Linked DNA regions of Homo sapiens: region 1 is linked to region 2. A link is a contact called in ENCODE Hi-C or POLR2A ChIA-PET data. All regions are on one chromosome and are shown on one strand. The core of a region is the stretch at or near the end of the contact, and the rest is flanking DNA. Distances in the headings are between cores, read along the strand shown. Region 1 has its middle 49 kb from the start of SPATA31D4. Region 2 has its middle 300 kb from the start of TLE1.

Region 1 (5,012 bases), core at 1,550-4,049, 490 kb after region 2:
GGGAGGCTGAGGCAGGAGAATTGCTTGAACCTGGGAGGCGGAGGTTGTGGTGAGCCGAGATTGTGTCACCGCACTCCAGCCTGAGCAATAAGAGCAAAGCTCCGTCTCAAAAAACAAACAAATAAAAAAAAAATAGGCCCTGGAATGTAATTTTTCTTAGAAACAAGGGCCCTACTTCCTTCTGTGTAAATTGACCTGGATTAGCCGATGGGTTCTCTCACCAAGGGTGTGACACCCTGAGGGAGTGACGCACAGTTCCGGGGATGGCTGACAACCACCCTGGTTGTCGCATGGCATCAACCTAACCAGACTGCTCCTGGGCTGGCCTCGGCTGTGTCCTCAACTGCCCAGCCTCGCTTGGTTCCTGCCACTGTATGGAGCCTGCTTCCTGTTGGTTCACTGCGCTCTCTAAGACCCTTCCAATAACTTTCTCTTCTGCTTAGATTACCCGGAGGAAGTTTTTGTTGTTTGGCATCGAGAATTCTGACAGATTCAGAGGGTCACTGTGGAATAATAAAACAACCAACAAAAACATTTGTTTTTCACTAACATTTGTGGACTGCAGGTATGCTGAATGCTTGAAATAAATGATGTTACTAAATCTTCAGAACAGCAAGGTGAGGCAGGCACATGGTTCTGTTCCTTCAAGAAGCACCTCTGTTCCTTCAAGAAGCACCACTTCTTATGTGAAGGCTTTCCTGACCTCTTCTTCCTCTTGCGAGTATACCTGATTCTTCTGTGTTTATTCTTTGTCCTATAAAGAGGAGAGAATGTATATACATATACACACTATATATGTATAAAGACATATATAATATACATTATATTGTCATATATAACATATTATATAAAGATAAATATAAAATGTAATATAAGTAATATATAATATGTAATACATATTAAGTATACTATTATAGATATGTTTTGTTTGTTTGTTTTTTGTTTGTTTTTTGAGATGGAGTCTCACTCTGTCATCCAAGCTGGAGTGCAGTGGCACGATCTCAGCTTACTGCAACCTCCACCTCCCAGGTTCAAGCGATTCTCCTGCCTCAGCCTCCTGAGCAGTTGGGATTACAAGTATGCACCACCACGTCTGGCTAATTTTTGTATTTTTATTAGAGACGGGGTCTCACCATGTTGGCCAGGCTAGTTTAAAACTCCTGGCCTCAAGCGATCTGCCCGCCTCAACCTCCCAAAGTGCTGGGATTACAGGCGTGAGCCACCGTGCCCGGCCTTGTAGATATAGGCTTTATTTCCTTACCACTTATTAAGCTCTTCGCATGTGTCAGATACTGTGCTTAGTACTTTGCTCACACTGTCTTATGCCATTCCCACTGGAAGTCTATGAATTAGATTTATTATCTATTTTACAGAAGAAGAAATGAGAACAGGAAAGATTAAATAACTTCTTTCAAGATGTGTCTATGAGTTGCAGCGTTGAGATTTGAACATGCTTTGCTTTGTTTTGGTTTGGTTTGGTTTTCATTCCAGTGCCTCTGTTCTTAACACTCTACACACTGCCTGCATCTGTCATTGTACTTCCATGGGTAATGCTTCCCTCTTGCACTGGACTGAGGCAGAGTCTGCATTTTACTTGTCTTTTTCACTCTCTCTCAGTTGCCTAGGAGGGAAGGCAAATCTGTTACTTACAGCCCCTTCACTCATTCCTCTGTCCACGGCAGACATCACTAGTCAATGATTACTTCACTTTGTCCCAGTAATCCATCTTGAGAATTCATCTCCCACTGTTCTACAAGAAGTTACTCCCGATTGGTTACAGATCAATCCAGTTCCTGGCCTAGAACAATGCCTCTCACACAAATGTGCTTAGTAAACTGGTAGTGTGTTGCAATTTTCCTCATTTTACAGATGAAGAAATAATGATTAGAGAATTAAATAGTGAACCATTTACCTGAAGATATTAGGGCCCACCTCATTGGGTTTTGTGAGGATTAATTGAATTTGAGCACAAAAAACCCTTCAACTGGTGTCTTGGTACAAGTGAGTTAGCTATTATTACTACTTCTCAAAACACACAGGTTGTCTCCAGAAGAGGTAAATCCATTGAGACAGCAAGGTTGTCGCTGGGTGCCAGAGGCTTGGTGGGGAGTGGGAGGGAGAATGGGAGTAATAGCTTACTAGGTGTGGGGTTTTTTTGTTTGGCGATAAAAGCATTTTGGAACCAGATGGATGGTTGTGCAGCATTGTGACTATGCCAGTTGCAGTATAAAATGAATTCTGTGCTTCAAAATGGTTAATTTTGTGTTATGTGAATTCCACTGCAATTTAAAAAAGTAACACAAGTTGTTACTTTTTCACCCTGGGAGTGAGTGCTGCCTTAAATTTTGCACCCTAGGTTTCTCAATCAACTTACCCTAGTCCCAGTCCTGGTAATGTAGCCAGAGGTCAGACCTAAGCCTTTGGTTCTCTAAATAAAGTGCACTTTTTACCTTAATATGTTGCTTCAGAAGTCGTGGAAAGTCCTTCCTCACTGGCGGATAGTAGTGTTAAGCGTGTGTTGAGAATTGCAGTTGGAGGCTGGAAAACAAGTGAATTGTTCAAGCCCTTCATAGTTTACAAAGCCATTTAAGAGAACAATGGGTTGCAAACAATAGGAGCTTACTGTACATTTAGTGACCTATCCAATATGTGTAATAAACGTGACTCAAGAGGAAGAGTTGGCCAGAAGGGAACTCTTAAACATTCACAGACAGAAACTTCCTGCACTTTGGGTCTCTCTTTACTGACTGCAAAGGAAACTCAGGACTTCAGAACTGGGTCTATAAAAAGCTGGGCGACACCGTTTCACCTCCCTGGTCTGCAAGCAGCTCCACCAAGCTTGCTGTGGCATTTATGGGACTGATAACTGCCTCAGAGAAGGCTAAAAAGATCTTAAGGTGCAGTGGGAAGCAACTGGCAGAGTTCTCGTGAAAACAAATAAAACCTCAGATCTTCCACTGTTAATCTCTTTGCAGTTTGCTTTATTTATAACTGTGTAAATGTGTTGTAGCAACAACCCTGTTCGTAAACACAGCCACCTCATTGCTTATTAATAAACAGGAAGATATTAATAAACAGCCACCTCTCATTTCAAGGCAACTTGACATATAGAATTTAGCTAAGAAATAAGGATTGCAGAAGGAGGTTTTGATTTATTACATGCAGTTCCCTGTGTTTGTTTTAAAGGAATTTGGAGGTGGCCTTGACCCAATTTCGGGGTCCTTGCCAGGGTCAAAGTGGGAAGCCCAGAAGTCAGCCAGCGCCTTGTCGTCCAGGCTCTAAGGAAGCAGTGAGCAGAGGAGCGGGCACAGGGTGACTTCCAGTGCTTAGGAAACGTTTAAGAAAGCTTGAAAACCTTTTCAGACTTATTTTCTTTCTTTTAGCATACATTATGAACCTTCTCCCTCTGCCACTGGGGACATAAAAATAAATGGCACAGTTTCTGCCCCCAAAAGCCCACAGTCTCATGGGAAAGATGGTCCCATAAACAGCAACTGTAATGCGGGTGATAAGGACCATTCTAAAGTTTGTGGACTAAATACTAGGTGAGCAGAGATGAGATGTTTGATTATGTTGGTCACACTGGGGATAGGGGGGTGTAGTATGGGGTGAAACTCATGAGAGTTTGAGAAAAGAGAGGACTTTAAAACTGGGAGGGTGAGGGAAGATGTGCTTATGAGTGGGTGTGAGTGTTGGGGAGAGGGAAGAAAGCTGTCTAGAAAACACAGAACTCTTGAGTTTCACTGAGGTTAGAAAGAGATACTTTCATGGTTGGAATGTGGGAACCAGTTGGAGGGGCAGGTTGGGGAAAGAGTTTAATTGACCATATCTCATGTCCCTATTGCATCAGTGAGAAAAAACAAACGTGTAGAACATTTAGGTGACCTACTTTGCCTTCACAAAAATGAGAATGCAAAGAGTCATGGAAAAATGACGCGGAGGAGATGATCTTCTGAGATGCTATGAAGGACAAAGCTTCCTGTTTTCCTTGGAGTACAGATGATTTTATAATAGCATGATTTTAGATGTCAGGAGTCAGAAAACATACTACTGAAGGCCTGTCACAGCAAAAACGTTGTGGAGGGCAGGACTTGAATGTTAGATGTGGAGGTGCTGGTGTGGGGTGAAACGGGTCCCCGGCTTCTGGCCTCCATTTGTGGTCTTACATAGGATCGTGATTTCTTCACTTTCCATTTTCAGCAATTTTATTCTGAGATTTTGTTTTGGTGATTATTATTATTATTTTATTTATTTATTTTTATTTTTGAGACATCGTTTCGCTCTCGTTGCCCAGGCTGGAGTGCAATGGCGCGATCTCAACTCACTGCAACCTCTGCCTCCCGGGTTCAAGTGATTCTCCTGCCTCAGGCTCCCGAGTAGCTGGGATTACAGGCATGGGCCACCACGCCTGGCTAATTTTGTATTTTTATTTTATTATTATTATTATTATTTTGGATACAGAGTCTCCCTCTGTCACCCAGGCTGGAGTGCAGTGGCATGATCTTGGCTCACTGCAAGCTCCGCTTCCCGGGTTCAGGCCATTCTCCTGCCTCAGCCTCCTCAGTAGCTGAGACTACAGGCACCCGCCACCACTCCCGGCTAATTTTCGTTTTTGTATTTTTAGTAGAGACAGGATTTCACCATGTTAGCCAGAATGGTCTCGATCTCCTGACCTCGTGATTCGCCCGCCTCGGCCTCCCAAAGTGCTGGGATTACAGGCGTGAGCCACCGCGCCCAGCCTAATTTTGTATTTTTAGTACAGACAGGGTTTCTCCATGTTGGCCAGGCTGGTCTCGAACTCCTGACCTCAGGTGATCCGCCCACCTCGGCCTCCTAAAGTGCTGGGATTGCAGGTGTGAGCCACCGCGCCCAGCCTTGGTGATTATTTTCTATCATATATTTATCCATATTCACTTTAGATTTTAGGCTAATAATATTTTTGTTCAAATACATTTTCTACACTTTGCAGGCTGATTTCATTGACCTGAGCTTAACTTTTCTTTCCTTGGGAA
Region 2 (5,586 bases), core at 427-2,926:
TAAATGGGTTGAGCAGGGCGATGGTGATTCTTCTCATGGAGCGACCAAATGTTTGAAGTGAGAGAGAATGAATCTTCAAATGAATCACCTGGATGGGAACATCAGAGGCCCATGTGTTTACAGAATAAGAAACACTGATTGTAATGAGAATAAAGTGCATATAATTTTTCATGCATTGCACTATCATCTCCAATTCTGGCTCACTTTGGGGAGCAAGAAGAGATGCATATAACCATTGCTACCACTTGTTATCACCTGAATGGTGTCTCTGTTGAAGTTTGTTTAAAATCTCTCTTTTAGAGTGAATATATATTCACTTGTAAAGTGTTTTCATTGAGCAGGTTTTTTTTCCTTTTATTGGACTATTCCCTACAGCCTTATGATGCATTGAGAGTTTGTGCCTTTTCTGAGCATAGTATTTACCGAAGCACTTGCGTACGCCAATTTTGTTTCATTTATCAAGACCTCCTCTCCTTTTTAAGAAAATGGTACAAAGGTTTGAGATCTCCATGTGAAGGACAATTAACATGGACATTATATTGCTTTGTATAATGTTTCATTTTGTGTTTGTTTTCCCCATTTTTAATTTTCCTTTGCTTGGAAATATTTTGTCGTGCTCACAATAAGAATGGCTTATCAAATAAAGTGGCCCAGTCTCTCATTTCATCAGTGGACATTAGTTTAGAAGCTGTTTTTCTGGGGCCCTATGCTAGAGAATGCTAGCCAAGATGTGCCTGTTTCCCAAAAGTGAAGCAATCCCTAGTGTTCTTTCTCATCCAAAATGAGTATGGAGATTAATTTAGGCAACCACAAGCTACACATTGCCTCTCTCACACTCCAGCTGAAGACAAGTGACAGTGTAGGGAATTCATTTGCAGGCCAGTTTGAAATGCAAAAGGTACAGTAACAGGACAAGAGCCTTAAGCAGGTGAAGCAATTTTCACTTTTCCCTCCTGAAACTTCAACTTAAACATTATGTTCACTGTAACCTCACCGTGTGAATTGCCTGTCTTTGGCCTTGGGATGCTCTTTAAGGATTCTTTGCTGGAGAACCAGCCTGGGGAAAGGTAGGCTATAAACTCCACCTCCATCACCAACCTTCTGCACCTACTTATTTTCAACCACAGTGCATGATCACTCTCCTCAATAAACTTTGGAACCACTTGAAAGGAAAAACAAACAAACAAAAAACCCTACCATCTAAGGTCAAATTTCCTTCTCTTCTTTCAAAGTCAGGACATATGGAGAAAATGAAAGACATGTCCCATTACAGCTCCATTCCCTTTTATCCTCCTAGAAACAGCAAGTTTAGAGATCAGGAGCACAACGGGGAAGAGAGTTTAAAGGAACAGGCTGAGAGAGGAAGAGAAGCAGTCATGCCAAGAAGAGATAGAGAAAAGGGGGAGAGATGGAAGGCACAGGGGAGGCTAGAAGGCAGACATACAAGGGAAGACCTGGACAGAACTGTAAAGGAAGCTGAGATGGTCTGTAGTTCTCCATTCTTCTGTATATTCTTCCTGTCACTCTTAGCAAGATTCAGCTCCCAGCAATCTCCTCTTACCCACCCATTCCCATTGTCTGGAACAATGCCCTTTGCTACCAATGATCCCATCCACATCAGAACATTATACACTTCCTCATCCACTCACTAGACTGGATTGTTACGCTCTGTCTGGCCCTTCTGTGTCCCGTAGCCTCCAGCATGGCAAGGACCCAGCATGTACTTAATAGATAGTTACAGAATGAAAACATAACTAGACAATGAGGACTGGTGGATGACTACGTAGCTTTGGAATTTGAGGATTTCTTTACCTCATGACCCAAATGACTAATTTTCGTGGAAGAAATCACAGGCATTTGGCAGGCCTCAGAGTAGACATCATGGTTGCTCGGGCTTTGGGAGGATCTTCAATTTACACCAAGGCAATGACCTACTCACCAGCCCTAGAGGGAAGAGGGGAAGGCAACAAAAGCTTGACTTGCACAATAATAGGTGGTAATTCTCGGCTAGAGCTCACAAACACAAACACATGCATATGCACACACATTTACAGACACACACTCCCTCCAGTTCTCCCCTATCACAATGGACTGATGTCAGAAATTGTAAAACCATGTTACTGAAGATTTTGAATACCCTGGTATGGCTATCACCTTAAGCCCTCAATCATTTATACCATAGTGTGAATGTATGGTTCTGGACCTGTTCTCATAGAGACTAGAAAGAGAGAATGGCCAGTACTATCAATCTAACTGGGAGACCTAGATAAGAGTTTAGGACTCAGATAAGAAAAGAAAAGCGTTCAGATGCCCTTCAGGCAAGTGGACTAGGTATGTTCCTCTAGACAGAAACTTTTGGCTGGTTAAAGCAGACACTCACCCAAAATCTGTGAGGCTGATACTCACTCAATCACTTAGAATGGCTGTCTTCAATTCAGCCTTGTGAACAAGATGCCGTTGTGTTTCTGACAATATAGGTGACCCACATAAGAGGGCAGCTGTGGCAAAGAGCTGCCTCACCATCTGAACCCATGTTCTCTAGCAGCAGATTTTGCCAAAAGCTCATGTCCTGAAGCCTAGGCCTGGCACAGTTTAAGCAGACCCTGAGTGGAAGGAAGTGTAGGCAGGAAGTGAGCAAAAGTGGGAGAGAGTGATTGTGCTTCTCAGCCAGACTGATTTTCCTGAACAATACATCACTGAGATCCAAGCATTCAACAGAGGGAAAACACAGACAGAAAAAGAGCCAGACACACACACACACACACACACACACACACACACACACACACACACACACACCAGCAGCAGCAGCAGCACAAACCCAGAGAATAGGAACACCTCAGAAATCAAAATAACTGTTAAGTGAGGACAGATAGCCAGTAAAAAAAAATCCCCTGCAGCCTGAGACAGGAACACAAAGCCTTCTGGAGATGTGCCACAAATGACAAGATTCTGACCCCTCCTTGCTTGTGGAAGAGTCTATTGACCAGCATTGGAGAGAGAGGCCAGCACGGCTGGGACATCCAGTCCAGGTGCTTTTTCAGAAAAATCCACTCCCTCGGTGCCTTCTTTGGCATGAGTGCTGCAGGGAGCTGGCCCCTGAGCTAGATGCGCAGACAGTTAGACAAGTGTGGCAGAATTTTAGAACAGAGCCCTTCATATCACACTTGTCAATAAGGGGTTCATATGATAAGATAACAAAGCTAGTAGGAGACACAACCTCCCATGAGCAGAACTTACAATGGCAATACAGGAGAACCTGTTCCACCAGTCTTGAAGCCAGCCACCCACTTAGAAAAGATAAAGAGGAAGAGATAGTAGTCAGAGAGGATCAGTGAAGGATATCTTTGGAAGAAAGTTACACCCTACAGTGAATGCTCATCATAAGGGGAATCCCATTATACAACTCAGAGGCACCTTTCCAGTTGTATTCTATGCGTTCTGTGTTCTGGAGCTCCAAAGGCTGTTAGATACATAGAATGAAACATGAATGCTGCCCCTAGAAACATACAAAGCTACAGCCCGGTCCCACCACACCACTGTCCTTTAGGGAAAGGGGCAGGGAATGCTGCCCTCTCTCCATACATCTCGTAGGGAATCTGCACATGTTCACCCAGAGAGCTTTGAAATGATTTGCTACTGGGAGATGAAAAGACCTGCTGTCTGACTCATACCTGAGAAAGTCTAAGCAGAATATGGGCAGGTTTCTGACTCCAGCCCACAGAATTAAAAGGTGAGGGATGAGTTGACTATTTGGGTGGCAAAGCCAGAAGTGCATTGCAGCATGGAATCTACCTGCAGCCCCAGCACCAACTGCAGCAAGGAAGGAGAGCAGGGTGGTAGTATATCTTGTGGGCCAAAAGTAGACTATGCAGGAATGCAACCCCACATAAGACCTTTTTCAGGTTGTTCAGTGGTCACTCAATAAAGTAGCATCAGCCCAGGCTAAGGCAGCTGTAGAAGAAAAGGGCAGCAAGGAACCTCTAAAATTCTTACAACATTGCCCACTAAAGAGCCAGCTTGAACCCTCTGCAAACCAAGAGAGAAAAAGACACCAGCCAAGTAAGAACTGCCTGTCCCTTACATTTTCTTCCCCCTGCTCTAATCAGCCCCCTTCCCCAGTCAGACAGCAGCTAGCTAGTGGAAGGGAAGGTAAATGTGGAGAAAACAGCATGAAAAGCCATTAGGCTCCCATGCACCACTGAAGGCCTGGCTGGAAAAAGGGGAGACGGAAACCTGTATTGGTTTGGTACTGCTGCATAACAAATTACCACAATCTTAGCAGCTTCAGACAACATCCACTTAATATCTCACAGTTCTGCAGGACAGAAGTCCTGCATGGCTCTACTGGGTTCTCTGCTAAGAGTCTCACAAGGCTAAAATCAAGGTGTTGGCCAGCAAAGCTTTTATCTTGAGGATCTGGAAAGGAATTCACACCCAAGCTCATTTGGTTGTCGGCAGAATTCAATTCCCTGTGGCTCTAGGTCTGAGCTCTCCATTTGCTGGCTGTTGGCCAGTCACTACTTTCAGTTCTTTATGGCTCTCGGGTCCTTGCACATGGCCCCATCCATCTTCAAAGCCAACGATAGCTCATCAAATCCTTCCCAGGCTTACAATCTCTCTGACTTCTTCTGCTACCAACCAGAGAAAACGCTCTGCTTTTAAAGGGCTCATGTGATTAGATTGGCCCATCTGAATAATCTCCCTTTTGCCATTTAAAGTAACCTAATCACAAGAGGGATAGTTTATCATATTCACAGATTTCACCCTCAGTCAAAGGAAAGGCAGTTATACAAAAGTGAAGTTCACTGGTGGTCATTCTTAGAATTCTATCATTCCACAAACACTGAATAAGGTTGGAAGTTTTGATTATTCCTTAGTTTTGAACATTCAAATGACTAAATCAAGGATCTTTTTGCAAAACAAAGGAATTGTGGAACTGTGTATTAGTGGAGAATGAACGGAAAAGTCTGTGGTTCCTGTAGTTTTCATGGGGTGAAGAGAAGAGATAGAATAGGAGATGATCATCAGTGAATAAGCTTCAACAACAGTGGGAGACACAAAGAACTGAAAACAGAACTATTATTCGACTCAGCAATCCCATTACTGGGTATATACCCAAAGGAAAATAAATCGTTCTACCAAAAAGACACAAGCACTTGTATGTTCACTGAAACACTATTCATAATAGCAAAGACATGGAATCAACACCATGGAATACTACACAGCCATAAAAAAACAAGGAGGGGGCAAGGGCTGAAAAACTACCTGTTGGGTACTATGCTTAGTACCTGGGTGACAGGATCAACAATACCCCAAACCTCAGCATGACTCAATATACCCCTGTAACAAACCTGCACATGTACCCTCTGAATCCAAAATAAAAGTTGAAATTTTAAAAAAAGAAAGGATGTGGAAAGCCAAAATAAAGCTGATATTTTATTTGCATCATGGGCCATGCTTGTAAAACATACAGTTTACCCAAGGAACATAATCCTAGAGAAAGGCATGAATCAAACCAAAATAATGTATGCTAACGATGGTAATAGCAGAGTGGGTTATTAGAAGCAGAAATAAAGTGCTACA

Evidence for each region. A loop is a pair of places that touch in the nucleus more often than their neighbours do. ChIA-PET counts read pairs that join two places held with the same protein, here RNA polymerase II (POLR2A). Pooled maps may share reads with other maps.
Region 1: a pooled map shows a loop between it and region 2 (3-fold over the local background). The contact joins two enhancer-like sites. A Hi-C loop is called at or near these places in 1 of 168 maps with a recorded cell type or tissue (endothelial cell of umbilical vein) and 3 of 50 pooled maps. POLR2A ChIA-PET finds 5 or more read pairs at or near these places in 1 of 52 experiments (HEK293).

The regions. Positions count from the first base shown.
Region 1 is chr9:81,876,977-81,881,988 of GRCh38, forward strand. No RefSeq gene overlaps it. Among named protein-coding and RNA genes, the nearest start is that of SPATA31D4, 49 kb to the right of the region's middle. Within about 2 kb of position 2,800, at least 3 of the 41 ENCODE cell types and tissues checked have a DNase peak (open chromatin) inside an H3K27ac peak, as active enhancers do; they include endothelial cell of umbilical vein, where a contact is called at or near this core.
Region 2 is chr9:81,387,980-81,393,565 of GRCh38, forward strand. No RefSeq gene overlaps it. Among named protein-coding and RNA genes, the nearest start is that of TLE1, 300 kb to the right of the region's middle. RefSeq lists an enhancer at 1,405-1,978. Within about 2 kb of position 1,677, at least 6 of the 41 ENCODE cell types and tissues checked have a DNase peak (open chromatin) inside an H3K27ac peak, as active enhancers do; they include endothelial cell of umbilical vein, where a contact is called at or near this core.